Regions from separate parts of the Homo sapiens genome. Here region 1 is linked to region 2. Evidence: read pairs that join two places in POLR2A ChIA-PET (ENCODE). Cell type or tissue: endothelial cell of umbilical vein. All regions are shown on one strand. Each heading gives the region's core, and the rest is flanking DNA. Links, peaks and the distances in the headings are about the cores only.

Region 1 (16,141 bases), core at 4,162-12,161, 130 kb before region 2:
TTTGGTTTGTTCTGTTGGGCCTAATGCCCAACTTGCTATAAATTTTATTTAACACATGTCTTAAGTAGACAGCATAGTAAATTTTCACAAGCCAATCACACTTGTGAAATCGGCACCCAGATCAGGAACCCAACCCAGAAACCCTAGTTAGTTGTGTTTTTAATATTTTGGGCTGACATTTTCTTTTGAAAAATGTATAAATTTAGGCCGGGCATGGTGGCTCACACCTGTAACCCCAGCCTTGGGAGGCCAAGGCAGGCGGATCACTTGAGGTCAGGAGTTCAAGAGCAGCCTGACCGACATGATGAAACCCCATCTCCACTAAAAATACAAAAATTAGCTGGGTGTGGTGGCACATGCCTGTAATCCCAGCTACTCAGGAGGCTGAGGCAGGAGAATTGCTTGAACCCGGGGGGCGGAGGTTGCAGTGAGCTGAGATCATGCCACTGCACTGCAGCCTGGTCAACAGAGCAAGACTCTGTCTCAAAAACAAAGAAAAAAAAATATATATATATATATACACATGGGGTTTCACCATGTTGGCCAGGCTTGTCTTGAACTCCTGGGCTCAAGTTATCCACCCGCTTCGGCCTCCCAAAGTGCTAGGATTACAGGTGTGAGCCACCATACCCGGCTGACATCACACATAATGGTGAAAAGTTGAAAGTTTTGCCACTAAGATCAAGTACAGACGTCCACTATCATCACATCTGTTATGAGTTGAATATGTTGAAGTTCTAACACCCAGTACTACAGAATGTGACCTCATTTGGAAATCAGGTAGTTATAGATGTAATTAGTTAAGATCAGGTCATGTTAGAGTGGGCCCCAAATCCAATGTATCTGGTGTCCTTAAAATAAGATGGTCATGTGAAGACACAGAGGCAGAGGGAGAACACTATGTGATGATGAAGGCAGAGACTGGGATTCTGGGATTATGCTGCTACAAGACAAGGAAAACCCAAGATTGGCCGCAAACCGCCAGAAGCTAAGAAGAAGCTGGAAAGAATTCCCCTACAGGTTTCAAAGGGAGCATGACCCTGCCAATACCATGATTTCAGACTTCTAGTCCCTAGAACTGTGAAGAATACATTTCTGTTGTTTTAAGGCACCCAGTTTGTGGTGCTTTGTTACAGCAGCCTTAGGAAACTAATACAATATCTTATCAGCATTGTAATGCAGGCCCTACTAATGCAATGGGTATAAAAAGAAAGGAAAAGGGAAGGAGGGAGGGAGGAAGGGAGAGAGGAAGGAGGGAGGGAAGAAAGGAAGGAAGGAAGGAAATAAGTATTGGAGAGGAAGAAACAAAATTGTCATTGTTTACTTATATTGTGTACATTCAAAATCCAAAATAATCTACAGGTAAATTATGGGAATCAAAAGATTGCTGGGCATAAAGCCAATATACAAATAAACATGTACATATATAATCTATACATAGATACCTTTCATAAAGAAACTGAGAAACTACAGAGTACAAGGAAATATTTGTGACGCATTTAACCTGCAAAGGATTCATTTAGACAATGTAGAGAAATCCCACAAATCAATTTGAAAATGACAACTTACAGGAGAAAAATGAGATGTGAAGGTATTTCACATAAAATAAAAGTTAAATTATCAATACATGTGAAAGGAATTCAACCTCAATAGAAACCAGGGTTATGTGAACTAAAGCCAAAATGAGATACCAGTATATGTACAACTCATCAACATGGCTAAAATAAGAGATGTAATATTGAAGGTTGGCAAGGCTGTGAAACAAATGAAATTCTCATACACTGCTGGTGGGAATGTAAATTGGGATGACTACTCTGAAATACTGTCTGGTAGTATCTACCAAATCTGAACAGACCATGACCCAGGAATCTTACTCTAAGGCATATAACCAACAGAAATGCATAGGTGTGGTCCGGGTGCAGTGGCTCACGCCTGTAATCCCAGCACTTTGGGAGGCCGAGGCGGGCAGATCACCAGGTCAGGAGTTCAAGACCAGCCTGGCCAACATGGTGAAACCCCATCTCTACTAAAAATACAAAAATTAGCCGAGCATGGTGGTGCATGCCTGTAATCTCAGCTGCTTGGGAGGCTGAGGCAGGAGAATCGCTTGAACCCAGGAGGTGGAGGTTGCAGTGAGCCAAGACCGCACCACTGCACTCCAGCCTGGCGACAGAGCAAGACTCCGTCTCAAAAAAAAAAAAAAAAAAGAAATGCATAGATATGTTCACCGGGAGACATAACTAAGAATGTTTATACTGGCAGTATTTGTTTGTTTTTGTTTTTGAGGCAGAATCTCGCCGTGTCACCCAGGCTGGAGTGATCACATTGTTCAACATTTTCATGAAGAAACATTTATTAAATCATAGCATATAAAAAAGTGCACAGGCTGGGCACGGTGGCTTATGCCTGTAATCCCAGCACTTTGGGAAGCCAAGGTGGGTGGATCACTTGAGGTCAGCAGTTTGAAACCAGCCTGGTCAAAATGGTGAAACCCTGTCTCTACTAAAAATAGAAAAATTAGCCAGGCGTGGTGGCACACACTTGTAATCCCAGCTACTGGGGAGGCTGACGCAAAAGAATCACTTGAACCCAAGTGGCAGAGGTTGCAGTGAGCTGTAAGCTGAGATCGTGCCACTGCTCTCCAGCCTGGGCGATAGTGTGAGTGAAACTCCGTCTCAAGAAAAAAAAAGTGCACAAATCATAAGTGGTACAGCTTGATGAATTTTTCACAAACTGAATGCATCTATTTAACTAGCACCCAGATCAAGAAAGGAAGCATTGCCAGAAGTCCCCTTTGTGCCCCTTCTAGTCACTATCTTCTCCCACTACTATCCTGAGTTCTAACAGTGTACAAATATACTATTTATTTATTTATTTTTATTTATTTATTTATTTATTTATTTATTTATTTATTTATTTGAGACAGAGTCTCCCTCTGTCACCAGGCTGGAGAGCAGTGGCATGATCTCGGCTCACTACAACCTCCACCTCCTGAGTTCAAGCAATTCTGCCTCAGCCTCCCGAGTAGCTGGGATTACGGGAACACGCCACCACGGCTGGCTAATTTTTGTATTTTTAGCAGAGACAGGGTTTCACCATGTTGGTCAGGATGGTCTCCATCTCTTGACCTCGTGATCTGCCTACCTCAGCCTTCCTCAGTGCTGGGATTACAGGCGTGAGCCACTGCATCCGGCCACAAATATACTATTTATATACAAACAAATAGTAGCACCATCACAGCTCACTGTGGCCTCAACCTCCCTGGCACAAGTGACCCTCTCGCCTCATCCTCCCAAGTAGCCGGGACTACTACTTACTGTGCACGGCACCATGCACAGCTAATTTTTGTATTTTTTGTGGAGGCAGAGTTTCAGCATGTTGCTCGGGCTGGTCTCAAACTTCTGAGCTCAGACGATCTGCCTGCCTAGGCCTCCCAATGTGCTGGGTTACAGGTGTAAGGCACCATGTCTGCCCATACTGGCAGTATTTGTAATAGCTGAAAATGGAAAAAACAACCCAAATATCCACCTACACTAGAATGAATCGTCAAATTGTGGTACATTTATACAATGGAATACAAAACAGCAATGAGAATGAGTGATCTACAACTATGTGCAACAATGCAGATGAACCTCACAAACAATATTGAGCAAGAAAAGCTACGAAGAAAAGAGTATATACTGTATATTTTCATGTATATAAGGTAAAATAATAAAACTGATTTATACTGTTAGAACTCAGGATAGTAGCTACTCTTGGGAGAGAGGGATAGTGACTAGAAGGAGGCACAAAGGGGACTTCTGATAATGCTCCATTTCTTGATCTGCATGCTAGTTACATAGATACATTCAGTTTGTGAAAAATTCATCAAGCTGTACCACTTATGATTTGTGCATTTTCCCATATGCTATAATTTAATAAATGTACCTTCATGAAAATGTTGAACAATAGTAGTTCAGAAGAATATTTATTGTACAATTAACTTTACATATATTTCAAAAATAAGCAAACAAATTAAAATGTTAGAAGTGAGGGTAGTAGTTGCCTTTGGGAAGAAGGGAAAGAGTAGGCCTGGTGGCGAGAGACATGAGTGGGTTTCTAGGGTGCTGACAATGTTCTATTTCTTTCTTTTTTTTTTTTTTTTTTTGAGATGCAGTCTAGCACTGTCACCCAGGCTGGAGTACAGTGGCACATTCTCGGCTCACTGCAACCTCCACCTCCCAGGTTCAAGTGATTCTCCTGCCTCAACCTCCTGAGTAGCTGGGATTACAGGTGCCCACTACCATGTCCAGCTAATTTTTTTATTTTTAGCAGACATGGGGTTTCACCATGTTGGCCAGGCTGGTCTTGAACTCCTGACCTCAGATGATCCACCCACCTTGGCCTCCCAAAGTGTTGGAATTACAGGCATGAGCCACTGCGCCCAGCCAATTTCTTGAACTAAGTGGTAATTTCACAAATATTTTCTTTGTTAAAACGTATGGAGCTGTACATTTATCCCTTGTGCTTTCCTGTCTGTGTGCTGTATGTCACAATTTTAAAAAACATTTTAAGCTGGGTGCAGTGGCTCACACCTGTTATCCCAGCACTTTGGAAGGCCGAGATGGGCCAATTGCTTGAGCTCACAAGTTCAAGACCAGCCTGGGCAACATGGCAAAACCCCATCTCTACAAAAAATACAAAAATTAGCCAGGCATAGTGGTGCATGCCTATAGTTCCAGCTATTCCAGAGGCTGAGGTGGGAGGATGGCTTGAGCCCAGGAGGCAGAGGTTGCAGTGAGCTGAGATTACACCACTGCACTCCAACCTGGGCAACAGAGTGAGACCCTGTATCAAGAAAAAAAGAAAAAAGTTTTGAAAAAAAAAAGGTGGGAAAAAGAAAAAAAAGTGATGGTAGTGGAAGACAGAGAAAGGTAAGATTAGGTGGAGGTGGGTGGAAACTCTTCTCTTGGCCTTTTCCTTTCCCACTTGGCCTGATAGCTTAAGGCTCTCAGGTCCTCTAACCAGATCCCTGCCCTCAACACAAAGGGTCTTTCAGCACCTAGTTGGGAGACAGCACCACTGTTTAAACAGGCCCTTTCACATTCCCCTCATTGTTTCAAGATAAAGTTAGGCATTGTTCTAGATGCCATGGGGATCCTATCCCCTAGAATCTTACTCTCGGGGAACTAACATATACTTCAGCCACTCAAAGTTTCTAGCCTGCACAATTATTTTTCAAAGATCATAGTCATTTTTGTTTTTTGTTTTTTTTTTGGAGATGGAGTTTTGCCCTTTTTGCCCAGGCTGGAGTGCAATGGCGCGATCTCGGCTCACCGCAACCTCCACCTCCCGAGTTCAAGCGATTCTCCTGCCTCAGCCTCCCGAGTTGCTAGGATTACAGGCATGCGCCACCACCCCGGCTAATTTTGTATTTTTAGTAGAGACGGGGTTTCTCCATGTTGGTCAGGCTGGTCTTGAACTCCCTACCTCAGGTGATCCACCCGCCTCGGCCTCCCAAAGTGCTGGGATTACAGGCGTGAGCCACCGCGCCCAGCAGTCATTTTTGTTATGCAGAATCCCCGTCTCCAAAAAATTTGTTCTTTTTTTAAGTTTTTTTTTTGTTTGAGACGGAGTCTCGTTCTGTTGCCCAGGCTGGAGTGCAGTGGCGCAATCTCGGCTCACTGCAGCCTCTGCCTCCTGGGTTCAAGCGATTCTCCTGCCTCAGCCTCCTGAGTAGCTAGGATTACAGGTGTGCACCACCAGGCCCAGCTAATTTTTGTATTTTTAGTAGAGATGGGGTTTCACCATGTTGGCAAGGCTGGTCTCAAACTCCTGACCTCAAGTGATCCACCGGCCTTGGCCTCCCAAGGTGCTGGGATTACAGGTGTGAGCCACTGTGCCAGGCAATTTTTAAAAAATTAATTAATTATTATTATTTTTTTTTGAGATGTCTTGCTCTGTCGCCCAGGGTGGAGTCCAGTGGCACAATCTCAGCTCACTGCAACCTCCGCCTCCCGGGTTCAAGCAATTCTCTTGCCTCAGCCTCCCGAGTAGCTGGGATTACAAGCATGAGCCACCTTGCGTGGCTAATTTTTGCTTTTTGTTTTGTTTTAAGAGTCCCACTCTGTTGCCCAAGTTGGAGTGCAGTGGCACAATCTCAGCTCACTGCAACCTCCACCTCGCGGGTTCAAGCGATTCTCCTGCCTCAGCCTCCCGAGTAGCTGGGATTACAGGCATGCACCATCACGCCTGGCTAATTTTTGTAGTTTTAGTACAGACAGGGTTTCACAGTGTTGGCTGGGCTGGTCTCGAACTCCTGACCTCAGGTGATCCACCCACCTCGGCCTCCCAAAGTGCTGGGATTACAGGCTTGAGCCACTGCATCCGGCCAATTTTTGCATTTATAGTAGAGACGGGGTTTCACCATGTTACCCAGGCTGGTCACGAACTCCTGAGGTCAGGTGATCAGTCTCCCAAAGTGCTGAGATTATAAGCATGAGTCACTGCACCCAACCTCCTTTTTAAATTTTTTTTAGAGACAGGAGCTCACTCTGTTGCCCAGGCTGGAGTACAGTGGCGCCATGACAGCCACTGCAGCCTTGACCTCCTGGGCTCAAGTGATCCCACAGCCTTAGCCTCCAGAGTAGCTGGAACTACAGGCATGCGCCACTATTCTTGGCTAATTTTTTAACTTTTTACTTTTTGGTGGACATAGGGTCTCACTATTTGCGCAGGCTGGTCTCAAACTCTTGGCTCCAAGGAATCCTCCTGCCTTGGCCTCCCAAATTGCTGGGATTACAGGTGTGAATGACCACATCCAGTCCAAAAAATTCTTTAAAGGAAGCCTCATTGTTGGTATAATGCTCTCCTCATGACAGCTTAGTAACATTGACTTCACATTATAAAGACCAACCCAGCCCATTTTTCAGAGATTAATTTCACCAATCCAGAACATGAAAAGTAAAGAACAATAAAAATATAAAGTGCTCTGATTCAGAATGGTCTAAAAGATGAGTTGAAGCACAAATACACAGAAGGTTTTGTGTGGGAGACCCCAGAGAAGTCAGCTGCCAATTGTCAGTTCTGTCAAAGTCAACTACCATTAGTCTCCTTCAGACTAGGTTTATAACCTAGCTGCATTTCTTACTTGTTACATTTCATTCTTAGGGTTACTAGAGTGATTTGAATGAGGCCTCTAAGAGGACGTGACATTTTATTAGCTAGTGGTTTGAGGACATATTCTGACTGGCTGGTGGTTTACATACCATTCTCTGGAATAAAACCTCTGCTAGCTCTTGTAGCTTATGCAATTGGAAACAACAGGATCTAGATGCAGATTAACTGCTATGGGGTCTACCCTTAGGCAGGCATTTCACCAGGATTCTCGATGGGTTGTGTCCAGACTCAGAGTAACCTGGTCATATATAACCTTGGCAATATTCATGCTGTGCTTCTTCCCTTCCACCGTCAAGGCTCTGGATGCTGGAAGAAACAAGGTTCAACTCTTTTTTTTTTCTCCCTAAGCCACTGAATGCCTTCTTAGATATATGGGATGATAGTGAGAGAAGGGTTCTGAAAGAAGGAGCCTTCAGTGCTCCCCTTCAGCTTCTATAGGGAAAGGGCTGGGCACTCTGATCTAAATTCTACTACTATATTGAGGAAAATGTAACATTTCAAGAAAAATAATTTAGGTACTATTAGGAAGAAGGAGTGGATGTGGGCAAGCAAAAACAATAAATATTCACTACCCTGGGGAAGGGGCCTTCATTGTCAGGCAAATGTGTTCAAATACAGGGACATAAAAAGGAATTTGGAAGTATAGACCAAATGCAAAAAGAACATCATCAAAAAGATCTCGAGTTTGGGAAGCATACCTTCTAAGGAGCATGCTTCCTAAGGTCATGACCCAGAAGTGATGCATATTACTTTCAGCCACATCATCTTGTCTATGATTTGGTTGGGCATGCCCAGCTGCAATCCAGGTGAAACTCATTAAATCTGTTATTAAAGGAAGAAGGGGAAAGTAGATCCTGGGACAACTGGCAGTATCTACCACACTGACAATACCAAGTTCTAATGAGGTTGTGGAAAAATTGAAATTCACATGTACTGTTGATGGGAGTATAAATATATACTTAGAGTAATTTGAACTGGGTGCAGTGGCTCATGCCTGTAATCCCAGCACTTTGGAAGGCTGAGACAGGCACATCACCTAAGGTCAGGAGTTGGAAACCAGCCTGGCCAACATGGTGAAACCCCACCTCTATTAAAAATACAAAAATTAGCTGGGCATGGTGGTGCATGCCTGTAGTCACAGCTACTCGGGAGCCTGAGGCAGGAGAATCACTTGAACCCGGGAGGCGAAGGTTGCAGTGAGCTGAGATCGCACCACTGCAGTCCAGTCTGGGCAATAGAGCGAGACTCCATCTCAAAAAAAAAAAAAAAAAAAAAAAAGGCTTGAAAAGATGAGCTAAGAAAACACAGATCCGAAAAAGAACAAAACAGAACTTCTAGTAGTAAAAAATCTAACTGAAAGAAAAAACCAAATGAGTGAATTTAACAATTTAGCAGCATATTAGACAAGGCTGAAGAGAGAATCAGAAAACTGAAAGATAGAATTCAGGAAAGATCCAGAATGCACACAAGAGAAGAAAATGGCAAATATGTAAAAGAGGTCAAAATATTTAGAAGATTGAGGCCAGGTGTGGTAGCTCATGCCTGTAATCTCAGCACTTGAGAGGCTGAGGTGGGCAGATCACTTGAGGCCAGGAGTTTGAGACCAGCCTGGCCAACATGGTGAAACCCTGTCTCTACTGAAAATACACATTTAGCTAGGCATGGTGGTATGTACCTGTAATCCCAGTTACTCAGGAGGTGGAGGCACAAGAATTGCTTGAACTTGGGAGGTGGAGGTTTCAGTGAGCCAAGATCACGCCACTGCACTCTAGCCTGGGTGACAGAGCAAGACTCCAACTCAAAAATAAAATATATATTACATATATATTTATATATATAAAGATTAAGTGAGAAGATCTAACAATTTTATTTTGTGCTTTTTCAGTTGTTGCACCTGTCTTTTTTTTTTTTTTTTTTTTTGAGACAGAGTCTTGCTCTGTCTCCCAGGCTGGAGTGCAGTGGCGCTATCTTGGCTCACTGCAAGCTCCGCCTCCTGGGTTCATGCCATTCTCCTGCCTCAGCCTCCCAAGTAGCTGGGACTACAGGCGCCCGCCACCACGCCTGGCTAATTTTTTTGTATTTTTTAGTAGAGACGGGTTTCACCATGTTAGCCAGGATGGTGTCGATCTCCTGACCTCGTGATCCACCCATCTCGGCCTCCCAAAGTGCTGGGATTACAGGCGTGAGCCACAGTGCCTGGCCTTCTTTTTCTCTTCTCTTCCTCTCTTTTAGATTGCTAGTTTCTTATTTATTGATTGATTGATGTAATTTGGCTCTGTGTCCCCACCCAAATCTCATGTTGAATTGTAATTCCCAATATTGGGGGAGGGACCTGGTGGGAGGTGATTAGATCATGGAGGCGGACTTCTCCCATGTTCTCATGATAGTGAGTGAGTTCTCATGAGATCTGCTGGTTTAAAAGTGGGTGGCACTCCCCTATTAGCTCACTGTCTCTCTCCTGCTCTGCCATGGTAAGACGTGCTTGCCTCCCCTTCACCTTCTGCCATGATTGTAAGTTTCCTGAGGCCTCCCCTCACCATGCTTCCTGTACAGCCTGCAGAACTGTGAGTCAATTAAACCTCTTTCCTTCATAAATTACCCAATCTTAGGTATTATAGATTTTTATAGCAGTGTGAGAACAGACAGATACATTTATTTATTTTTATTTTTTATTTTTTTTCTGAGATGGAGTTTCACTCAGTCGCCCAGGCTGGAGTGCAGTGGCACAATCTCGGCTCACTGCAACCTCCGCCTCCTGGGTTCAAGCAATTCTCCTGCCTCAGCCTCCTGAGTAGCTAGGATTACAGGCGCCTGCCACCACGCCTGGCTAATTTTTTTGTATTTTTAGTAGAGACGGGGTTTCACCATGTTGGCCAGGCTGGTCTCAAACTCCTGACCTCGGGTGATCCGCCTAGGCCTCGCAAAGTGCTGGGATTACAGGCATGAGCCACCATGCCTGGCCATTTATTTATTTACTCATTTATTTGAGACAGGATCTTACTCTGTCACCCAGGCAGGAGTGCAGTGGCAGGATTATAGCTCATTGCATCCTCAACTCAGGGGATCAAGGAATTGGAATCCTCCTGCCTCAGTCTCCCAAGTAGCTGAGACTACAGGTGCATGCTACTGCTCCCAACTAATTTTTGTATTTTTTGTAGAGACAGGGTCTCGTTTTGTTACCCAGGCTGATCTCAAACTCCTGGGGCTCAAATGATCCTCCTGTCTCAGCCAGTTTCTTTCTTTCTTTTTTTTTTTTCTGAGATGGAGTCTTGCTCTGTCACCCAGGCTGGAGTGCAGTAGTGCGATCTTGGCCCACTGCAACCTCCACCTACTGGGTTCAAATGATTCTCCTGCCTCAGCCTCCCGAATAGCTAGGATTACAGGTGCACACCACCATGTCCGGCTAATTTTTGTATTTTTAGTAGAGATGGGGTTTCACCATGTTGGCCAGGCTGGTCTCGAACTCCTGACCTCAGTTGATCCACCTGCCTCAGCCTCCCAAATTGCTGGGATTACAGTGTGAGCCACCGCACCTGGCCCACTTTCTTTTTTATAACTTATTTTTCCCTCTCCTGGGTTGCTTTATTTCTTTAGCTAATTAATCCAGATTTTTTTCCTCTCAATCATGTTAATTTTTTATTAGTAGTATTAATAAATTATTACTTATAAGCACATTGATAACAGAAATTGCACTGAGAAACAAAACAGACACAGGCCAAGCTTTTTGAATTTCAAATATGTTTATATTAACATATTCTATTTTAGAAAAAGCAGCACAAAGAATATGTCTTAAGTAGTTTATGTAATATAAAGTCATCTATGGGTCAATCCATTATACTTATTAAAGTGTATCTCCCACTTTTTAATTTCCAGAGTGAGCGAACATATTGTAGTATTTGTGGTGTAACTTATAATACACAATATATAATACACAAAATACACACAATATATAATACACAACAATAATTCAGAGACTATTTAATGATGACCTATTATGGGCTTAGATACCTCAGATGAAAATTTCTAGGGCATTAACATTTTCCTGTGATAAACTACAGTGACCACTTGGAATACATAGAACTGTGTGTGTCAAGGAACACACAGCATTATATATGAAATAAAGCATAAGTATTTATACATACCTGAAACCTGTGTTTTGTTTGATTGCATCATGTACTGCCCAATCTTCAAATAATATTGAAAACAGCCTTTAAAATAAAGCTTAGGCAAGCCACGGTGGCTCACGCCTGTAATCCCAGTACTTTCGGGGGCTGAGGTGGGTGATCGCTTGAGCTCAGAAGTTTGAGACCAACCTACGCAACATGGCGAAACCCCATCTCTACAGTAAATACAAAAATTAGCTGGATGTGGTGTCCCAGATACCTGGGAGGCTGAGATGGAAGGATGGCTTGAGCCAAGGAGGCAGAAGTTGCAGTGAGCTGAGATCATGCCACTGCACTCCAGTCTGGGTGACAGAGCCAGACCCTGCCTAAAAAAAACAAAAACAAAACAAAACAAAACAAAACAAAAACCAATAAAACAACCTTAAATGGATATGATGTTCTGATCAACAGTTCCTTTGATAATTAAACTTTCATTTCCCACTGTGCATTGCTTTGATCTACATATCCATATTTACTTTGTGTTTTTTTTAAAAAAGATAATATTAAATTTACCATCTGCTATGATTTGAATGTGTCTCCTCCAAAATCTACATGATGTCACTATAATAGTATTAAGAGGTGGCATTTGTTTTTTTTTTTTTTTGAGAGGGAGTTTCACTGTTGTTGCTCAGGCTTGAGTGTAGTGGCATCATCTCGGCTCACTGCAACCTCTGCCTCCCGGATTTAAGCAATCCTCCAGCCTTAACCTCGTGAGTAGCTGGGATTACAGGCATGCGCTACCATGCCCAGCTAATTTTTTTGTATTTTTAGTAGAAATGGGGTTTCAACATGTTGGCCAGGCTGGTCTTGAACTCCTGACCTCAGATGATCCATCCGCTTTGGCCTCCCAAAATACTGGGATTACAGGAATGAGCCACAGCACCTGGCCAAGAGGTGAGATCTTTAAGAGGTGATTAGGCCAGTAGGGCTCCTCCCTCATTAACAGGATTAAGGCCCTTACAAAAGAAGCTTTATGCAGCCTTTGACTAGCTTGTCATTTGTTTGCCATGTGAGGACACAGCAAGAAGGCCCTCACCAGATGCCAGTGCCTTCATCTTGGACTTTCCTTACACTCCAGAACTGTGAAAAAATAAATTTCTGGGTTTTTTTTGAGACACAGTTTTGCTCTTGTTGCCCAGGCTGGAGTGCAATGGTGCAATCTCGGCTCACTGCAACCTCCACCTCCCAGGTTCAAGCAATTCTCCTGCCTCAGCCTCCCGAGTAGCTGGGATTACAGGCACGAGCCACCACACCCAGCTAATTTTGTACTTTTAGTAGAGATGGGGTTTCAACATGTTGGTCAGGCTGGTCTCGAACTCCCGACCTCAGGTGATCTGCTTGCCTTGGCCTCCAAAAGTGCTGTGATTACAGGCGTGAGCCACCATGCCCAGCTTAATCTAGGAGTTTTATAGTTTTAGTCCTTATATTTAGGTTTTTAATCCATTTTGAGTTAATTTTTGTATATGGTGTAAGGTCCAACTTCATTATTTTGCATGTGGACATCCAACTTTCTCAACAGAATTTGTCAAAGAGAGTGACCTTTCTCCAGCATTACCCTTGTTAAAAATCATTTGGCCAAATATCCAAGGGTTTACTTCTGGGCTCTCTATTCTATTCTATTGGTCTACATATCTGTCTTTATGCCAGTTCCATGCTTTCTTGATTACTGCTGCTTTGTAGTACGCAATCAGAAATTGTGAGACCTCCAACTTCAGTCTTCTTTTTCAAGATTTTTTTTTTTTTGGCTATATGGGGTCCCTTGAGATTTTGTATGAATTTTAGGATGGCTTTTTCTATTTCCGCAAAAAGTGCCATTGGGATTTTCTTTTGTTTTTTTCTTTTTCCTTTCTTTTTCTGAGATGGAGTCTTGCCCTGTTGCCCAGGCTGGGATGCAGTGGCATGATCTTGGCTCACTGCAACCTCCATCTCCCAGGTTCAAGCAATTCTCCTGCCTCAGCCTCCCAAGTAGCTGGGACTACAGGAGTGCACCACCATGCCTGGGTAATTTTTGTATTTTTTAGTAGAGATGGGGTGTCACCATGTTGGTCAGGCTGGTCTTGAACTCCTGACCTAGTGATCTGCCCGCCTTGGCCTCCCAAAGTGCTGGGATTACAGGCGTGAGCCACCACGCCCCACCTGCCATTGGGATTTTCATAAGGATTACATTGAATCTGTAGATCGCTTTGGGTAGTATAGACATTTTAATGATATGGGGTCTTCTAATCCATGAGTGTGGGATGTCTTTCTATATTTTTGTATCTTTTTAAAAAAATTTCTTTTAGCAATGTTCTATAATTTTCAGTGTACAAGTCTGTCACCTCTTTGGTTAGTTTTACTGCTAAGTATTTTATCCTTTTTGATGCATAGCAAATGGGATTGGTTCCTTAATTTCTTTTTCAGATCAGTCATGTGATTATTACTATATAAAATGCTACTGATTTTTGTGTGTTGATTTTGTATCCTGAAACTTTGCTGAAATCATTTATTCATTGTAACAGTGTTTTGTGAATTCTTTAGGGATTTTGATATGTAAGATCATATCATCTGTGAATAGAGATCATTTTACTTCCTTTCCAATTTGGATATCTTTTATTTCTTTTTCTTTTCTAATTGCTTCAACTCCAACTTTTTAACATATACTTTATCAGTTGGTATAGGCCAAGGTCATGCTGCAGTAATAAAAGCAAACAAACAAACAACAACCCAAATATCAATGGCTTAAAACAAGAAATGCTTACTTATTGTTCACCCTAATGTCACCACCATGAACTGGCTGAGATGTTCTGTGGGACCCAGGCCAAGTCAGTTTCCATTTCCAGGCTTTCATGATTACCAACACAGGGCAAAGGGGGCACAGCTAATCACACAATGACTTAAAGCTTCTGTCAAGAAATGATACATGTCATCTTCACTCACATTGCATTGGCCAAAGCAAGTCGCTTTGCCACATCTGACTTTAAAGGTGGTGGGGAAGAGCAATGCTACCTTGGTCCGTAAAACAGAGAGCCAGAATACTTGGTGACCAGCACAAGCCGTTGCTACACTCTACCCTTCTGTTTACCAAATGTTGAACTCACTTTCCCAATCACAGGCAAAGTATACACAATTCCCTCACCCACAGAGACAATCTTAAAGTCCTGTCCAGTAATGTCATCATGCTCAAGGACCACCACATCTAGGTGATGCAGAGTAGAGGTATATGTAGGTGATGCAAGCAAGGGGTATATGTAGTAGTTTCTATCTCAGGAGGTGTGGCTTCACTTGATCTAGAGACCTATGCGACAAAAGGACAAATAATCTGCCTTTAAACACCACATATACAATGGCGGAATAGGAACAGAACATCCACAGTGAACACTCCCGTTTTAAAAAAGAAAAAAAGCTGGGTCTGGTGGCTCATGCCTGTAATCCCAGCACTTTGGGGGGCTGAGGCGGGAGGATCACTTGAGGTCAGGAGTTCGAAACCAGCCTGGGCAGCATGGCAAAACCCTGACTCTACTAAAAAAATACAAAAATTAGCCAGGTGTGGTGGTGCATGCCTATAGTCCCAGCTACTCCAGAGGCTGAGGCAGGAGAATCGCTTGAACCCAAGAGGCAGAGGCTGCAGTGAGCCAAGATCACCCCACTGCACTCCAGCCTGGGTGACAGAGGGAGATTTCTCTTAAAAAAAAAAAAAAAAAAAAAGCAGTCAGGGGCAGTGGCTCACGCCTGTAATCCCAATACTTTGGGAAGCCAAGGCAGGTGGATTACGAGGTCAGGATATCAAGACCATCCTGGCCAACATGGTGAAACCTCATCTCTACTAAAAATATAAAAATTAGCTGGGTGTGTTGACGCGTGCCTGTAATCCCAGCTACTCAGGAGGCTGAGGCAGGAGAATCCCTTGAACCTGGGAGGCAAAGGATGCAGTGAGCTGAGATCGCGCCACTGCACTTTATTTAGCCTGGTGACAAAGCGAGACTCTGTCTCAAAAAAAAAAAAAAAAAAAAGAATAGAAAAAGAAAACAAAGGACACACAGCAGTGACTAGTCTGGAGCACCCTACTTTGGGGATAATGAATTTAGAAAAGGTAAAAATCAAAAGATGGACAAAATATATAAGGTAAATGCAATACAAAAAGAAGTAGAAAAAGAAAGCATTTAAGTCCTGTTCTTAACATCAGAAAAAGTAGAATTTAGGCCAAAAATCATTAAATAAGGCAAAAGGATATATTATAATGCCTGATATGGTTTGACTGTGTCCCCACCCAAATCTCATCCTGAGTTTAGCTCCCATAATTCCCATGTGTTGTGGGAGAGACCCGGTGAGAGTTCATTAAATCATGAGGGCAATTTCCCCCATACTGTTCTCATGGTAGTGAATAAGTCTCACGAGATCTGATGGTTTTTTGGTTTTTGGTTTTTTTTTTTTTTGAGATGGAGTCTCGCTCTGTCACCCAGGCTGGAGTGCGGTGGCACGATCTAGGCTCACTGCAAGCTCCACCTCCCAGGTTCATGCCATTCTTCTGCCTCAGCCTCCCAAGAAGCTGGGACTACAGGCGCCTGCCACCACGTCCAGCTAATTTTTTGTATTTTTAGTAGAGACGGGGTTTCACTGTGTTAGCCAGGATGGTCTTGATCTCCTGACCTTGTGATCTGCCCGCCTCAGCCTCCCAAAGTGCTGGGATTAGATCTGATGGTTTTATAAGGAGTTTTCCTTTTCACTTCGCTCTTATTCTCTCCTCTGCCACCATGTAAGACATGCCTTTCACTTTGCATCATATGATTGTGAGGCCTCCCCAGCCATATGGAACAGTGAGTCCATTAAACCTCCTTTTGTTT
Region 2 (16,141 bases), core at 5,988-13,987:
AATACCGCTCACTGTCTTCTATATGGGACAAACAAGCAAATGAAGAAAACGCCTTGGTATAGGTGAAGATCTGACAGAGCCTGCCCTTGGCCTCCTTTTTCTTCAGGCTGAGGGGTTCCAAGGCCTTTCTTCTGGGGACATATAAACTGCCCATCCTGCTGCTCCTTCATGCCTTACCCTCTTGGTTTGCCCTTAGTTATCCCCACCTCTGTTAAGGACTCCGGCAGCTGAGCCTGTACCTCTAGCCCAGGTGGGCATTGAAATGCACATGTGGGTTGTGAAATCACCATAGTGAGTCACAACCAGCATTAAAAACAAAACAGGGCCAGGCGTGGTGGCTCACGTCTGTAATCCCAGCACTTTGGGAGGCCGAGGCAGGTGGATCACCTGAGGTCAGAAGTTCAAGACCAGCCTGGCCAACATGGTGAAAACCCGTCTCTACTAAAAATACAAAAATTAGCTGGGCATGGTCATGGGTGCCTGTAATCCCAGCTACTAGGGAGGCTGAGGCAGGAGAATTGCTTGAACCTGGGAGGCAGAAGTTGCAGTGAGCCGAGATGGTGCCATTGCACTCTAGCCTGGGCAACAAGAGCGAAACTCCATCTCAAAAAAAAAAGTAATTAGTATGAGTTGTGGTTAAAAGGTTTGAAAGCCACTGCTCCCAGCTGACATGTGCTGCTGGTACCATTTGGTGTGGAAGTGGGAACACAGTCATCTGTGAGCCTGATGGGCCCCAGTGTTTCCTTAGATTCAGGGCATGTGGAAGAAAAGACCAGAGAAGGCAAAACCTGGGACACTGTCTCCTGGAACCCAGGGGAGCAATATGGGCTATGGGATGGTTGTTTGTGGAATGGGGGCTGGGGGTGGAGGGGCTGCAGGTCAGATGGTCCCCGGAGTTCCTTTTGGCTCTGAGGTTCTGCTGAGGCCCACTTCACACTACCTTTACCTTTCCCCTCCCACATCCTGGGAGAGTAACCTGAGGTCCCTTGGTTCCAACTCCTCCTGCCACGAAATATAGTATTAGGAAGCAGTGTAGTTCTAATTCCTTGTCACATGGGATGCCCCCTGTGGCTGGGCATGCAGCAGTTCGGAGATCAAGATTGCCATCTGTACAATGGGAAGCATGTACTGTTGCTGTCACCTCCTCCTTCCTCCCCAGCTGGAGTTCTTGTACAGAGACAAGAAAGAAAGATGTTTGACTTGACTTCATGAGGCAGGCTCAAAGCATGCACTTGGCTCTTTTTCCTTCAGCTCTGTTACCTAGCCTGGTTGGCATTTTCCTTGCAGTTTTGGGGCAGTTTCCTCGTATTAATGAATGAGCAGAATGAACGACTGCAAGCTCTGTGAGGGGGCCTGGCACATAGAAGATGCCCAGGAAATGTTGGCTGGGAGAATGGATTGCCTCTTGTGTGTCCTTTTTGGTGACCAGGCAGCACCGTAGCTTGTCAGGCCCACTCTGGGAGTTGTCAAGGATTCCTTCCCCTTTGCTATGGGTTCAAAGTTCATGTTGGAACAATGCCAGCTGACACAGACCTGACCATCAGCAGCTCAAGCAGTGCAGAAGCTCCACACAGCTTTCCAAGTTTTTTATTTTTTAAAAACAGGGTCTTGCTATGTTGACCAGTTCTGAAACTCCTGGGCTCAAGCAGTCCTTTCACCTCAGCCTCCCAAGTAGCTGGGACTACGGGTGCGCACCACCATGCCTGGCTAGGTGCTTTATATCCTCCTCCTCTTCCTATCTCAGGAACCCTCCACACAGTTACCATGAACTTCATCTTGTAGCCTCTCCTTCCCACATCTTATCCCTGGGGAAATGTTGTGTGAGGGTGAGGCAGAGACACAAAGACAGCTGGCCCCACATATTTAAAAAGGAGGACCAGTCCTCCCATGCCATCTCCCTTGCCCTTCAGTCTCTTTCTCCTGGTCTCCCAGGATTACTCAGTTCTCTCCACTGACTTTGGGAAAACCTGCTGTTGTGTGATCACCCACCCCTGGGCTAGCTCATTACTCAAGGGAGCCATCAGAGGTTGAAGGACCCCTACCCAACAGCAGTGAGGTCCCTGGGGCTTCAGGAGGCTGGGCCATTCTGCCTTCCCACAGGTCAAGCTCTCAATGCTTGAGATGAGGAGCCCAAGGCCAGGGGTGGAGAAGAGGTCTTCAGCAAAGAGAAGTCATGAAATCTTAGGAAAACCCTGGGCCTTTCACAGACTCGTACTCCTTAAAGATCTTCCTTCCATGTAGAAATCCCTTCTACAATGCCTCATCCAGGCTCTCTTTGAATACTACCGGTGTCAGAGAGCTCATTCATTACTCAGCAGTGGGATCTGTCCTGCCGTTGGAGAGCTCCACGTGCTGCATTTACTAGAGCGGAAATCTGTATTTCCATGTTTTTGCTGTTCCTAGTCCTGAATCTGAAACTCTATTGTGAACTCCACTGTGATAAATAAAGTACTATTTTTTTTTTTTTTTGAGATAGATTCTTGCTCTGTTGCCCAGGCTGGAGTACAGTGGCGCGATCTCAGTTCACTGCAACCTCCGCTTCCCAGGTTCAACTGATTCTTGTGCCTCAGCCTTCCAAGTAGCTGGGATTACAGGTGTACACCACCATGCCTGGCTAATTTTTGTATTTTTAGAAGAGACAGGGTTTTGCCATGTTGCCCAGGCTGGTCTCGAACTCCTGGGGTCAAGCATCAGCCTGCCTCCACCTCCCAAAGTGCTGGGATTGTAGGGGTGAGCCATCGTGCCTGGTTAATGGAAACTATTAAGTTTCCATTTTATGTGACACCTCGGTGGCTTTGCCTAGAGTTGGCCACAGTTTCCTTCTTTAAAATGTCTCTTTCATCGGGTTCTATGGCACTTCCCCTTTCCACTTCGGACTTTTCTTCATTATCTCCTTTGCAGGATATTCTCCTTTCCCCAACCTTGAAGTACGAAACTCCTCTCTCTTTTTTTTTTTTTTGAGACATAGTTTCACTCTTGTCACTCGGGCTGGAGTGCAATGACACGATCTCAGCTCACTGCAACCTCTGCCTCCCAAGTTCAAGCCATTCTCCTGCCTCAGCCTCCCAGGTAGCTGGGATTACAGGCATGCACCACCACACCCTGCTAATTTTTGTATTTTTTTTTTTTTTTTTAGTAGAGACAGGGTTGTGCCATGGTGGCCAGGCTGGTCTGGAACTCCTGACTTCAGGTGATCCGCCTGCCTTGGCCTCCCAAAGTGCTGAGATTACAGGCGTAAGCCACCTCCTCGCCTGCCCGAAATTCTTTTTTTTTTTTTTTTGAGACAGAGTTTTGCTTTTGTTGCCCAGGCTGGAGTGCAATAGCTCTATCTTGGCTCACCGCAACCTCCACCTCCCAGGTCCAAGCAATTTTCCTGCCTCAGCCTCCCAAGTAGCTGGGATTACAGGCATGTACCACCACGCCCAGCTAATTTTGTATTTTTAGTAGAGATGGGGTTTCTCCATGTTGGTCAGGCTGTTCTCCTGACCTCAGGTGATCCGCCTGCCTTGGCCTCCCAAAGCGCTGGGATTACAGGCGTGAGCCACCACGCCTGGCCTGAAACTCTTAACTCTTATAAAAAAAATTATAGAGGCATATATTGTATATCATATAATCTACCATTTTCAAGTGCATAATTCAATTTTTAGTAAACTTACCAAGTTTTACAACCATCACTGTAAATCAATATTGGAACATTTTATCATCCCAATAAGATGTGATGCCCATTTACTGTTAACCCTCGCCCTTAAATATACTTTTTGTCTCTCTCTGTGACAGAGTCTCTCTGTGTTACTTAGGCTGGATTTGAACTCCTGGGCTCAAATGATACTCTTGCCTCAGCCTCCTGAATAGCTGAGACTACAGGTGTGCACCACACCCAGCTAATTTTTAATTTTTTTTGTAGAGATAGGTTCTTACCAGACCATTTTGTAGAGACAGAGTCTTGCTATGTTGCCCAGGCTGGTCTTGAACTCCGGGCCTCAAGTGATCCTCCCCGCTCGGCCTCCCAAAGTGCTGGTATTACAGACATGAGCCACCGCACCTGGCTTCTGAGCCCTGGATTCTATCCAAGATGGCACTAGACCTTTAAGGAAGTTGTATTGTTAGTTTATTTTGAACCAGTAGCTACCTAGGCTCTCCCTATTCACTGCTGAATAGTTTGCACCACTGTCTCCCCAAATTTGGGTCATTTCACATGAGCTGGTATCAAAACAAGTATCTCTTTTTTTTTCTCTTTTTTGAGATGGAGTCTCTCTCTGTCACCCAGGCTGGAGTACAATGGCGTGATCCTGGCTCACTGCAACCTCCGCCTCCCGGGTTCAAGCATTTCTCCCGCCTCAGCCTCCCAAGTAGCTGGGAGTCCTGAACTCCTGACCTCATGTGATCCACCCACCTCGGCCTCCCAAAGTGCTGGGATTACAGGCTTGAGCCACCACGCCCGGCCCAAAGCAAGTATCTCTTATCCTTAAGTTAATTATTAATTTATCTGGACCAAGATGTAAGACTTTTTTACTTATCTCTATTAAATTTCTAGATAAGATCAGTTTATATTTTGCTTCTATCATCCAGTTTTATCATTTATTCTTCTAGTTCTATGTCATGTGAAAATTTGATAAAAATTATTTTTCTTTTCTTTTTCTTTTTTTTTTTGAGATGGAGTTTTGCTCTTCTTGCCCAGGCTGGAGTGCAATGGTGTGATCTCGGCTCACCGCAACCTCCACCTCCCGGGTTCAAGCAATTCTCCTGACTCAGCCTCCCGAGTAGCCGGGATTACAGGCAAGCATTACCACACCTGGCTAATTTTTTTGTATTTTTAGTAGAGACAGGGTTTCTCCATGCTGGTCAGGCTGGTCTGGAACTCCCAACCTCAGGTGATCCACCTGCCTCAGCCTCCCAAAGTGCTGGGATTACAGGCGTGGGCCACTGCGCCCGGCCTAAAAATTATTTTTCTGATCTCAAAATTGTGAGAAGTTTTGTGTAGGTTACATCCCTGTCTCATGCATGTTTATAGGTCTCAATGACCTCCATTCATTCATCAATGTGGGGAATGGTTGTTTAAACATCTACACATATGCCTAATTGCATTACCATGAGCTCCACATTTTCTCAGCCTATCCACATTGAATATCATTTCCATTTCATTTGAATATCATTAAAAATAGGACAACATTTCTCTGGTCAGGAACCCTATTGAAAAAGGAACTGGGGCTGGGTTCTGTGGCTCACATTTGTAATCCTAGCACTTTGGGAGGCCAAGGCGGGAGGACTGCTTGAGACCTGGAGTTTGAGACCAGCCCTGGGTAACATGGCAAGACCCTGTCTCTACAAAAAATACAAAAATTAGCCGAGCGTGCTGGCGCGCACCTGTAGTCCCAGCTGCTTGGGAGGCTGAGGTGGGAGGATCGCTTGAGCCTGGGAGGCAGAGGTTGCAATGAACCAAGATTGGGCCACATCACTCTAGTAGAGTGAGACTCTGTCTTAAAAAAAAAAAAAGAAACGGGGTTGAATGGGGTGTGGTTTAGTTTGTGTGAACCTGGCTCTGGTAATCACAGCTTTGCCTTCTCTTCCTCAGCCTTTTCACCTTCTCCTGGCTGAGACATGCCCAGCCTTCCAGCCCCAGCTCAGACAGCATCTTCTCTAGGACCTTCCCTGACCATCCTATGCTCCCAGGCTGGATTAGGTACCCTGTCCTTGTATTCACATTGTACCCTGATCTTATCTCACTCACAGCACTTACCATGATATGTACTGTCTGCCTTTCCTACTATACTGGCAGCTGCTTGAGGGTAGGGACCGTCCTTAGCCTTATTCTTCTTGGCAACTCTGATGCCTGACAAAGGGATACTCAAGAAATAATGGCTGAAATGCACCAGGCACTCCTCAGGTATCTGTTTGATGTCAAGCACATAAGGCTTCTCTATCTATGAAGCAAAGCTATGAGGGAGGCCGAAGAGCAGGTGGGCTTGGAGATGTATATTGTGACACCCGGCATGATATAACTTCAACTTGAGCTTATGGGATCAGAGAAGAACCTGAGGCCCAGCAAGAATGAGTGACTGGGGACAAGAGCCTGACTGAGGCTGAGTCCCCAGAGGAACCCGGGGGGTCCAAAGGGAGTAGGAAATTCAGAGAGGGTTTAGAAAAGTGGAGGTAGCTGGGGCAAGGAAGAGACACAGTCTGGCTAGTGGGTCATGGCGGCAGGAGCCCAGGGGCCAGGCCAGAGCTGTTGCACTGGCAGCTCCTCACTTTCTAGAAAAGAGAAGCCATGGGGGGATGCAGTGCTGGGAAGCAGGACTGGGCATTGTTTTAAGCATGGCAAATACCTGTCTGGCATCTGTACGACTTTATGTTTAGATGTTTATTTTGGGGTGGCTTTAGTGAGGGTTGATGAGAATAAGATCATGCTGCTTCCTCCTCACCCAAGTGACCTCCCTGTTAACCAGAAGACATCAGTTTCAGAATTCCAGGTAGTTGTCTGCCCACTCTGGGGCCAGCTGGTGGCTTGGATGTGGGAAAAAGATTCTTTTTTCCTTTTCTTTTCTTTTTTTTTTTTTTTTTTGAGACTGAGTTTTGCTCTTGTTTTTACCAGGCTGGAGTGCAATGGTGTGATCTCAGCTCACTGCAACCTCCGCCTCCCGGATTCTAGTGATTCTCCTGCCTCAGCCTCCTGAGTAGCTGGGATTACAGGTGCGTGCCACCATGCCCAGCTAATTTTTTTGTATTTTTAGTAGAGACGGGGTTTTGCCATGTTGGCCAGGCTGGTCTTAAACTTCTGACCTCAGGTGATCCACCCGCCTTGGCCTCCCAAAGTCCTGGGATTACAGGCGTGAGCCACCGTGCCTGGCCAGATTCCTTTTTCTGAGCGAAGGAGCTCGTTAGAGCTAAGCTCCACATGCATTAGCCCCAGCCTTCCCCTCCAGCCTCCTCCCTTTCCATAACCTTCTTTCTATGGAAACTTCAGCCATACAAGCTTCTTGCAATCCTTCCAGTCACTCAGGATTTGCACGTTCACTGCCTTTGCCTTGGCATGCCCCACCCTTCCCCATATGCTAAACTGCTTCTTAGACTTTAAGATTTAAGTCAGAGGCTGGGCACAGTGACTCACATTTATATTCCCAGCACTTTGGGAGGCCGAGGCGGGTGGATCACTTGAGCTCAGGAGTTCGAGACAAGCCTGGGTAACATGGTGAAACCCCGTCTCTATAAAAAAGACAAAAAGTAGCCAGGCATGGTGGTGTGTGCCTGTGGTTCCAGCTACTTGGGAGGTTGAGGTGGGAGGATCACTTGAGCCCAGGAGGCAGAGGTTGCAGTGAGCTGAGATTGCACCACTGCACTCCAGCCTGGGTGAAAGTAAGACCCTGTCTCCAGTAAAAAAAAAAAACAAAAAACATTTAAGTCAGAAACCAGGCGTGGTGGCTCACACCTGTAATCCTAGCATTTTGGGAGGCCGAGGAGGATGGATTACTTGAGCTCGGGAGTTTGGAACCAGCCCAGGGAACATGGTGAAACCCTGTCTCTACGAAAAATACAAAAATTAGCCGAGTGTGCTGGTGCATGCCAGTAGTCCCAGCTGCTTGGGAGGCTGAGGTGGGAGGATCTCTTGAGCCTTGGTTTGAGGCTGCAGTGAACTGTGATTGTGCCACTGCACTCCAGCCTGGATGACACAGCAAAACCCTGTCTCAAAAAAGATTTAAGTCAGAGTCATGACTTTCTGAGAAATGTTCTCCAACCAAGCCCCTCCTCGCACAATTAGCAGTTTTTCAGTAAGTCCAAAAGGCTGTGTCAATTCCCCTATGGAAGCACTTAACATCACAAAGGGAGTGAAGTTGTCCCCGTGCCTAGCACAGTGCCTGACACATATTAGGTGCTCAAAAAATGTCTGTGGAATGGGAGGGCATCATGATCCCAGCCAAACAGGCTGAATTTTAGAAATGGGTGCTTGGAAGCATCTCAGGCAGTGAAAGGAATTCCAGGCTTCACAAAATAGTGTGCCTGAGGATACCAATACACAACCTGAGACGGAGATTGCGGGTGGGAGGTCTCAGCAGCCAGGCAGGGGTGGATAGTGTGTGTGTGAGTTGCGGGGGGCACTCCATGGAGCAGTGGCTTTATCAGAAATGGGGACTGTTTCCCTTCAACCATCATGGACCCTTCCCTGTTTCTTCTTGTCAGCCAGAGGAGGGAAGCTGCTGACAGCTCATCTCCAATACGCCCTCCGGGACCCTCGAGCCACCCCTCTCCACCAGCAGCTTTGCCACTTACACTCACCATCAGAGATGTTCCCAAGCCCCGAGGCCCTGCCCTGACATGCATAGTGACTCTTGGCTTCCCTGGCCCAGACGGCCAGATAGCTCCCAGCTTCTTGCAGCAGCTGAAAGAGTTGAAAGGCCTGGGAGTCAGGAGGCCCTGGTTCAAGTGCTGGCCAATAACCAGTCACATGACCTTGGGCCAGCATCTCTCCCTCTTTGGGCCTCAGTTTGCCCTGCCATAAATTGAAGAAATGGGATGGCCTATCTCGGGGAGTCCCCTCCACATGCACATTCTGTGGACCCTGCAGTTCCTTGGATCCACATGCTCTCCTTATCTGTCTGCTGCTCAAATCAAAATCTTAGTGTTGACAGGGAATTTGTAAAAATCTTCTTTTTGTAGATGAGGAATCTGAGGCCCAGGGAGGGGAAGGGGTGTGATCAGAAAGATGTACTAAGGGCAGACACAGAATTCCAACTGGAGTCTGCTCCCAGACATGATCTGACTTTGGTTTTAATGACTGCTTGGAATGGAAGAATTCTTTGCACCAAAGCCGCCCATGTGCCTAGCATAGGTTCACATAGGGTATGGCTGGTGCCTCTTCAGCCTTCTGTAGGCAATCAGTTCAGGGTCCATCCTTTTGATCCTGTAGTAGAAGCCAACCAACCTAGACCAAGCCCTGGTGGGGAGACCTGAGCTCTAGCCTTCTCTGTGTAACTGACTAGCTGTGTGACCCTGGGCAAGTCACTCCACCTCTCTGGCTTTATTGCGGTGTGGTTATACGAGCTCCATTGGGCTGTAAGCTCTAGGGAACATGGACTTGTCTGTTTTAATCCCAGGGGGTTGGCTTTCAAAGTAAAGTTTCTTAGTTGAAATTTCAGAGAGAATCTCATTTGTTCAGCAACCAATGATGTCTGTATTTAAGTCAGCCCACAGAAATCTTAGGTCACTGACTGGCCAGTGAAAGGGCTGCCTGTGGCTCAGGTGCTTATCTTTGGTTCAATCCACTGTGGCCTGGAGTGTTATGTCACTGATAAGTACAGTTGCTTTTTCTAGGCATTGTTTAGAAAGGTATCTATTGGATCTCTATTGTCTTGGTGAGGAAACTGGCTCAATGAGTCACTTAGCCCAGGGCACATAACTGGTAAATGATGGTGCTGAGGTTAGAACCACAAAGCCCCTTGTTCTTCCTACTACTCCAGGACCCATAGCTGTGGACTAGTCATGCAGAGCAGAGTGCAGTACGTTGAGGGCTACAGGGATTTGGTGGAAGCAGCAAACTTTCCAGATGGAGGGAGGTGCCCAGGAAGTCTTCATGGAAGAGGCGGCCTTTAAAATGGGAGTTTAAACAAACAGGCAGGGGTGGTGAAGAACATTCCAGATCAAGGAAATAATGTCAGCCAAGGTGTTTGGGTGAGGGGATGGGGGAGAGGAAACTGGGTGGGATTCTGAGAGGGTGAGACTGTGCGGAGTGTCAGCATACATGGCTGGGAGGGTTATGAAACAAGCTTGTGTGTCAAACCCAGTAAGAAGTTTGGGATTGATTTGTGAAGTAGTGGGGATCCATTGAAGGTTGTTGAGCAGGTGAGTGACTTAATCAGAAATGGGCTGCCAGAAAATGTATGGTTAGTTCCCTATAAGTCTGTTCCTCCTGGGAGGCACAGGCTGTTTCACCTTTGCTGTTGTCTTCAGTCAGAAATGGGGAGGAACGGAACAGAGCTGAGGAGATGCCGCTGGCACCACCACTGTTAGGCGGAGGACCAGAGGGGGAGTAAGAAGACAGTGGGCAGGGCCAGGCCTTCATGGCAGGTCATGGGGGGTGAAGAGGAGGAGGAGCAGCTGGAGACGACTTTCCTTCCTCTCTTGGCCATCAGCCTCCTCTGGCCTGAGGTCTGGTCTGGTGAGGCAGAGTACAGAGCATGCCTGTGCTGTCTGTGTGAGTTCCTGAGGAGTGAGATCTTTAATTTTTGTCTGCTGAGCCCTGATGGGCGAGAGGCCAGCCTGTGTTACAACCTCTTGGGGGCCCCTGGGCCAAGGCACTCAGACCACAGTGGACGGAAACAAGGAATGAGTCATTCAGACTAGGACTAGCCGGGGCCCACTGGGATCTGCTGCACCTCGCCTGCCCCCTCAGCCTGGTGTCTGTGCCCTTTCCTGGGGATTTGCCAGGTCTGGGTCTGTTCCTGAGGGACTGGGGCCCTAGAGAGGGTATTGGGGGCACCAGGGCAAACATCATTGAGCCCCCACTCTCCATGGATGATCCAGGGAAAATGGACTCAGGGGATGATGGCAGAAGGCATCCTCTTCCTCTCTTTGTCTTGACAATGGAGAGTGAGAGGGAGCTGGCTTGCAGGCCTCCCTGGGGAGAGCTTGTTTTAGGAAAGACCCTACTGTAGACCTTCCTCTCTGCCCCTGCATCCCTCATCCCTCAGGGTGTGAGGAGTGTTACTATGACCCAGCTCAAAGCCAAGGTGGGCACAGGCTGGAAGATGCCAGCGACAGCCAAGGGAAGCTGCTTCTTGTCCTTTTTTGTCCTCAAATTCCTGCACAGCCATTCTAGAAGCCTAGATAGGCCTGCACAATCCCCCAGCCCACAGGGTTTTCTTCCTGGGGATTTTGAAAGAATAATCCAGGTACATGAGCTCTCCCCATCTGGGTAACTCTCTCCACCTCCAGCAGAGCATATGAAGTCCCCTTGGTCTCACTGGGAGGAATTACAGGGAGGAGGTCTTCCAGCTGCTCACACTGTTGTCCTGCTCAGGTCTTCAGAGACTGTGCTTGAGGAGAAGTTATGCTTCAGGCTCCCCCGGGGGTTTAGAAGATTCCTCCACCCCTCCACCCCCAGCCAGGGACTGAAGGAATTTATGCAGGTAAATAGGAAATGACATCTCAGCTTATAGTGAATGGCACGGAGCTTTCAGATCAGCCCACCCATGCACCAGAGACTGGAAATGAAGGGAAGCGAAGTGAACTAAGTGATTTGAAAGAGCTGCCCATTTCCCATCATTGCAGGACACCCTGGTGTGAGTGCAGTGTGCTGCAGGGAAAACAGCATGGACTTTGGAGTTGTTCAGACTTTTTAGTTGAATCCTGGCTCAACTCCCAGCTGTGTGGCCTTGAGCAAGCGACTACCCCTCTGGGCTTGTGAAATGGGAATGGCAACACCTCTACCACACAGAGCTAAATAGACATTGTATGTATGTCATTTCTCTTTCCCAAAGAGAAAAGCTACGAGTTGAGATGAGCTCTATTCAGCAACTGCAGACTACTTGATGGAGGTGGGGTGAGTGTGGCTGTGACTTCCTTCCTTCTTCTCTGTGGGTGCGAATCAGATTCACCGCCCTGACTCAGAGCGGACCCCTAGCTGGTAAACAGGCCTGAGGAGAATGGGGGATGCTTGGTGGGGGCTGACCTGTGACCACAGTCCCATGCAGCCATTAGCACCCCCACCACACCACAAACAGCTGTGCATGCTTCCAGCTCTGAGAAAAATGCAGCTGTCGGTGGTCTCCCTTCCCCTGGAAGCTGGCATTGGTTTAGCATCTGGGACCAGACAAACCAGGAGTGAATCCCAGCGCAGCCACCTACTGGCTTGTGACTGTGGATGAGTCATTTACTTCCCCGAGCCTTCATTTCCTCATCTGCTATGTGGGGAAATAATAGCACTTCCTTCATCAATAGCGCTTCTCATTAAACAAGGAAGTGACTATAAGATGACTTGGCACAGTGCCTGGTACCTTCTGAGTGCTCAAGAAATACCAAGGCTGGATGTGGTGGCTCACACCTATAATCCCAACACTTTAGGAGGCCGAGACGGGAGGATCACTTGAGTCCAGGGGTTCAAGACCAGCCTGGGCAAAATGGCAAAACCCCGTCTCTACAAAAAATACAAATTAGCCAGGCTTGGTGGCGTGCACCTACAGTCCCAGCTACTTGGGGGGCTGAAGCTGGAGGATTGCTTGAACCCAGGAGGTGGATGCTGCAGTGAGCCGAGATTGTGCCACTGCACTCCAGCCTGGGTGACAGAGTGAGACCCTGTCTCAAACAAACAAACAAACAATAAATGAAATATCAGTTGGTAAATGGAGGAGTAGTAATTGACACCTGCCCCTAGCCCCATGACAGGGTAAACAGGGCTGGCTAGCTAGTTTGTCCTGAAGAGAAAAATGGCAAAAAGAACATCATTATCTCAACTTTCAGATAAGAAAGTAGAAGCCAAATGAAGCTCAGAACTGTGCTGCATTCACAGAAGACGGAAATGAGCTCAGAACTGTGCTCCGCTCACAGAAGACGTAAATGTTCACCACATGTTTGTGGGAGGGCCCTTTCCAGCACACTCTGAAATACAGGCCAGCTCACCTTACCTTTGCAGGAACATCCATACCATGGCTATCACCACCAGCCAGCATGTCATACCCACTTGGAGGAGACAGGCACCGGCAGACCAGGGCAGGGTGGTTGTGAATTCTTGAGGGGACGCCAGGTCATGGCACCTAAGGTGGAATGGTTCTGGCAGCCTTTGCGGGCCTTAACAACCTCACACAGGAGGGAGTCGGCACCTCTCTGTACGGCCTGCACCTTCCAAACTGGAGGCTGAGGCTGCGCAGTGCTGGGGTCCCAGCTGCCCAGTGTCTGGAGCAGAACATCCAAGCCCATGAGCGGCTCCCGTCTGGAAGGCTGGGGGCCCAGTCAAACTTTCCTTCAGCGATTCTGCCCTCTGATTAACCAGGAAATGTGTTATTTGTTCTGAGCAGGGGAACAAGCTCTCCTGGGGAGAGGAATTCAGGGCTGGAGGTCCAGTTACTTCCAAGCAAGAAAAATCCCTGGAATTCTTTCAGGAGTCTGGGTCTCAGCAAAGGGGGCCGAAATGTGGCCCTTGTTTTTGGTCCTTATTTACCAAATTAGCTCAGGTTCTGGTAGACCTCTGGCTGCCAACATTATTCCAGTGAGACATGGAAAAGCAGTGAGTTTGCCCTGGGAGTCCAGGAGACTGCTGTCCCTTGCATGGGGCATGTGTCTGGGCAAACCTTTCCCTGCTGGAATCTCTTTATCAACCCTTTAGACTCTCTCTGCCGGGTTTTCCAGAGATGATTTTCCTCTCCAGACCCAAGAGATGGGTGAGTAGGCTTAGCAGCGATCTAATGAGGGAGAAGGCTTTAATCAGGGGGTGGGGAAGTGACACACGGTGAGTCAGCGGCCATGCTGAAACAGCTTCCCTTCTTTCACTGGGCCAAGAGGATTAAGGGTGGCAGAAAGTTCTGATAACTCCACATCTCCAGGTACATGAGCTCCAGGTACATGAACAGTGGGCTGGCAGGCAGGGAAGAGGGCATTTGGGGATATGCCCTAGAGCTCCTTTGGTGGTGATAGTGGTGGGGTGGTTGGAAAGGTCATGATTCAATTGTGAAGAGGGCTCCAGGCTTACAAGCCCGGGGTGGAGGCAAGGCGGTGTAACCTTAAAAGCTTGGGCTCAGGTGGAAAATGATCCAGGTTTGAATCCTGCCTCTGCTATTTATCAGCTGTGCCATCTTGGGCAAGCCAGTAGCCATTGCCAACCTCAGTTTCCTCCTTTGTATGCGTGGAAATCATAATGCCTCCTTTGGTTGGTTAAATCAGCCAATTGATGTAACATGCTTAGTATGGCGTTTGGACTAAAGTAGGCTCTATCGATTTTGGCAGGTTAAAAAAAAAAAGCAAAACTCAAGTGTTTGTGGGATTGGAGATTCTGAAGAGCTGCAATCAGTCCCAGCAGTTAGAGGGTAAGGGAGATATGGGCAGTAAGTAGGTGGCAGGACAGAGTGTGGCGCCGGGATGGGGTAGAAGATGCCAGTCTTTGGAGTAGATGAACTGGGTTATGGTCCCCAGGCGAACAGGGTGGGAACGTCCAAGGACCACTTGTACTCACTGAGGAGTGGAAGGGGCGCCCGATGGTGAGGGAAAGTTGGTCTGCGTGAGGGTTTTGGCGGAGGCGAAGGGTGAGGGATGAATGGGCGGCAGACTTCCAGAAATGCAGACGGAGGAGACGGAGCAGTAATAATGACTTGGACACACAGGAGGAAAAAATAGCTCAGGGACGAAGATGATGCCAAGGTTTCTGGCTTTTGGAGGCCCACGGGGATCTGAGGTGGGTCTTGAGGGATCTAGAGGGGAGCTTCTGAAGGAAGTGGGTAGGTTCCGGGGAGAGGAAGGGAGCCCAGAACTACAGAGGTGGGTGGATATCTGGGCAAGGAGAGGTAAGTGTGGACCTGGGGCTTCCACAGCTGTGAAGGAGCAGCATCCCAGGAACAGAACGCAGCATTCTGGGAACTAAGGGGCATTCATGGTCAAATGCAAGGGGTAGGGTTCAAGGAGATCTTTAGAGCCAGCCCCAAAGGCAGCAAGCACATGAACCTGGATCAGGAGCTGCCACCCAGAACTCAGTTCCTCTCTCTTAAAATGGGTCTAATGATACCAGCCCTCCCCACTTGATGGGATTACTGTGTCCTTCATTCAGTTAGCTATCCATTTCACACATACTTCTTGGCTGTTCTAGGTTCTGCAGAAACAGTGGTGAGCAACGCAGACAAGATATCTGTTGCTTTAGAGCTGTCATTGTGGTTTGGGAAGTCAGACAAGAAATGATTTTATAGGTTGTTGAATAGGACTTTTCCTCTGCTCTTGGAATATCTGCTGAAGCCACAAAGATAGAACAATGAGGGCTAAATATTCTTGCATTCTGAAGAGAAGTACTAGACACCTTACTAAAGGCAGAACAGGTTCAACAGCAATCAAACTACATCCCTCAATTCCAGTCTACAAATGAAAGGGATTGAAGAAAGTCACTGAAGCATAACACTGCTGCATTTGTGGGCAGGGCTGAGATTTCCCCTGAGGGAACTCCCCAACTCAAACCAAATGAAGGGAGCTCCCAGAGAGAACCAGTCATCTGCAAGAAGAGGAGGCTCTGTCCCTATAACTGTCCCCCCACTGATGCTGACTATGTTGCTGGATGTTACAGGCACCTCGGTGCATTAAACTACAGCAAGACAGTTCATGGGAGAACCCAACATATGTCTTTAGGAATTGAGGACGTACATAAATGAAGAGACTTGTGTGCACTTCCTGTCTGGAGAATTCTGATCGTGGAGCCTCGCTGGAGTGGCCTGTGTGGCAAGGTGAGAAGTGGGCAGGGTGAGGAGCGGCCAACCCACCATTGTTTTGCCTGGCATAGGTGGGACAGTCCTATGAGAGACAGAGGATGCAGGGGTCTCCGAGAGGTTGGCCAGAGAGTAATTTGCTATGGCAACTCAGGGTGGAGGTCCTGTAGAGAACCTCCCAAAAACCCACATATGTGCCCATGAAAAAGCCAGCGCTTGGCACCTGCCAACCAAGGGTACCTGTCACATAAGACTTTGCTACTTTTCCTCTAACACCTCTCTCCCAGCCTTGACAAAGAGGAGCCACAGCAGAAAAGGGAGGTCAGGAAAACAGACCACACCCCACTCTCACCACTGCAGGATCTCTAGCAAAGGGACAGGGGAGAGGAGGACTATTAAATGGGATGTGATATTGATTAACTTGGATGAGATTTTGATCTGGACAGGAGCAGACTTTTTGTGTCTGAAAATGGGTCTTAATTATATTAATAGAATAGTTCTCGTGTCTGGTAGGGATGACCTCTCAAGCCAAGGACTCTGCCTGAGATGTCATTAAGGGTGGGAAAGGGAAATTTACCATAATATGGTTGAAGGTAGTAGTGGAGCAGTTTCTGGATAGTCCCTCTTTAGGTTCAGCCCATTAAAAAATTCAGTTACACGAGCAAACAAATCAATAACAAGATGATGTCAACTGTTTTATGAAGATGAAACAGGGTGGTGTGTTAGAGTCATGACTGGGGTGAGGGAGGGCTGCTCTA

The links. Peaks named below come from ENCODE experiments on the same cell type or tissue, not always from the same donor. Only the 100,000 strongest peaks of a DNase experiment are listed, where the experiment ranks them.
Region 1: POLR2A ChIA-PET joins it to region 2 with 9 read pairs; 12 of 35 experiments call an interaction of 5 or more read pairs at or near these places.

What each region holds. Positions count from the first base shown.
Region 1 is chr14:74,745,445-74,761,585 of GRCh38, reverse strand. No RefSeq gene overlaps it. Among named protein-coding and RNA genes, the nearest start is that of YLPM1, 9.8 kb to the left of the region's middle. In endothelial cell of umbilical vein, for the core only: no CTCF peak of the experiment used is centred there; no DNase peak of the experiment used is centred there.
Region 2 is chr14:74,613,973-74,630,113 of GRCh38, reverse strand. LOC101928352 (a long non-coding RNA gene) reads right to left here. Exons shown (of 2, transcript XR_944029.4): 2 at 16,066-16,141. Among named protein-coding and RNA genes, the nearest start is that of LTBP2, 9.8 kb to the right of the region's middle. RefSeq lists enhancers at 7,056-7,922, 11,386-12,585. In endothelial cell of umbilical vein, for the core only: no CTCF peak of the experiment used is centred there; DNase peaks (open chromatin) are centred at 9,263, 10,213, 11,823, 13,423 and 3 weaker places; H3K27ac peaks cover 6,335 bases.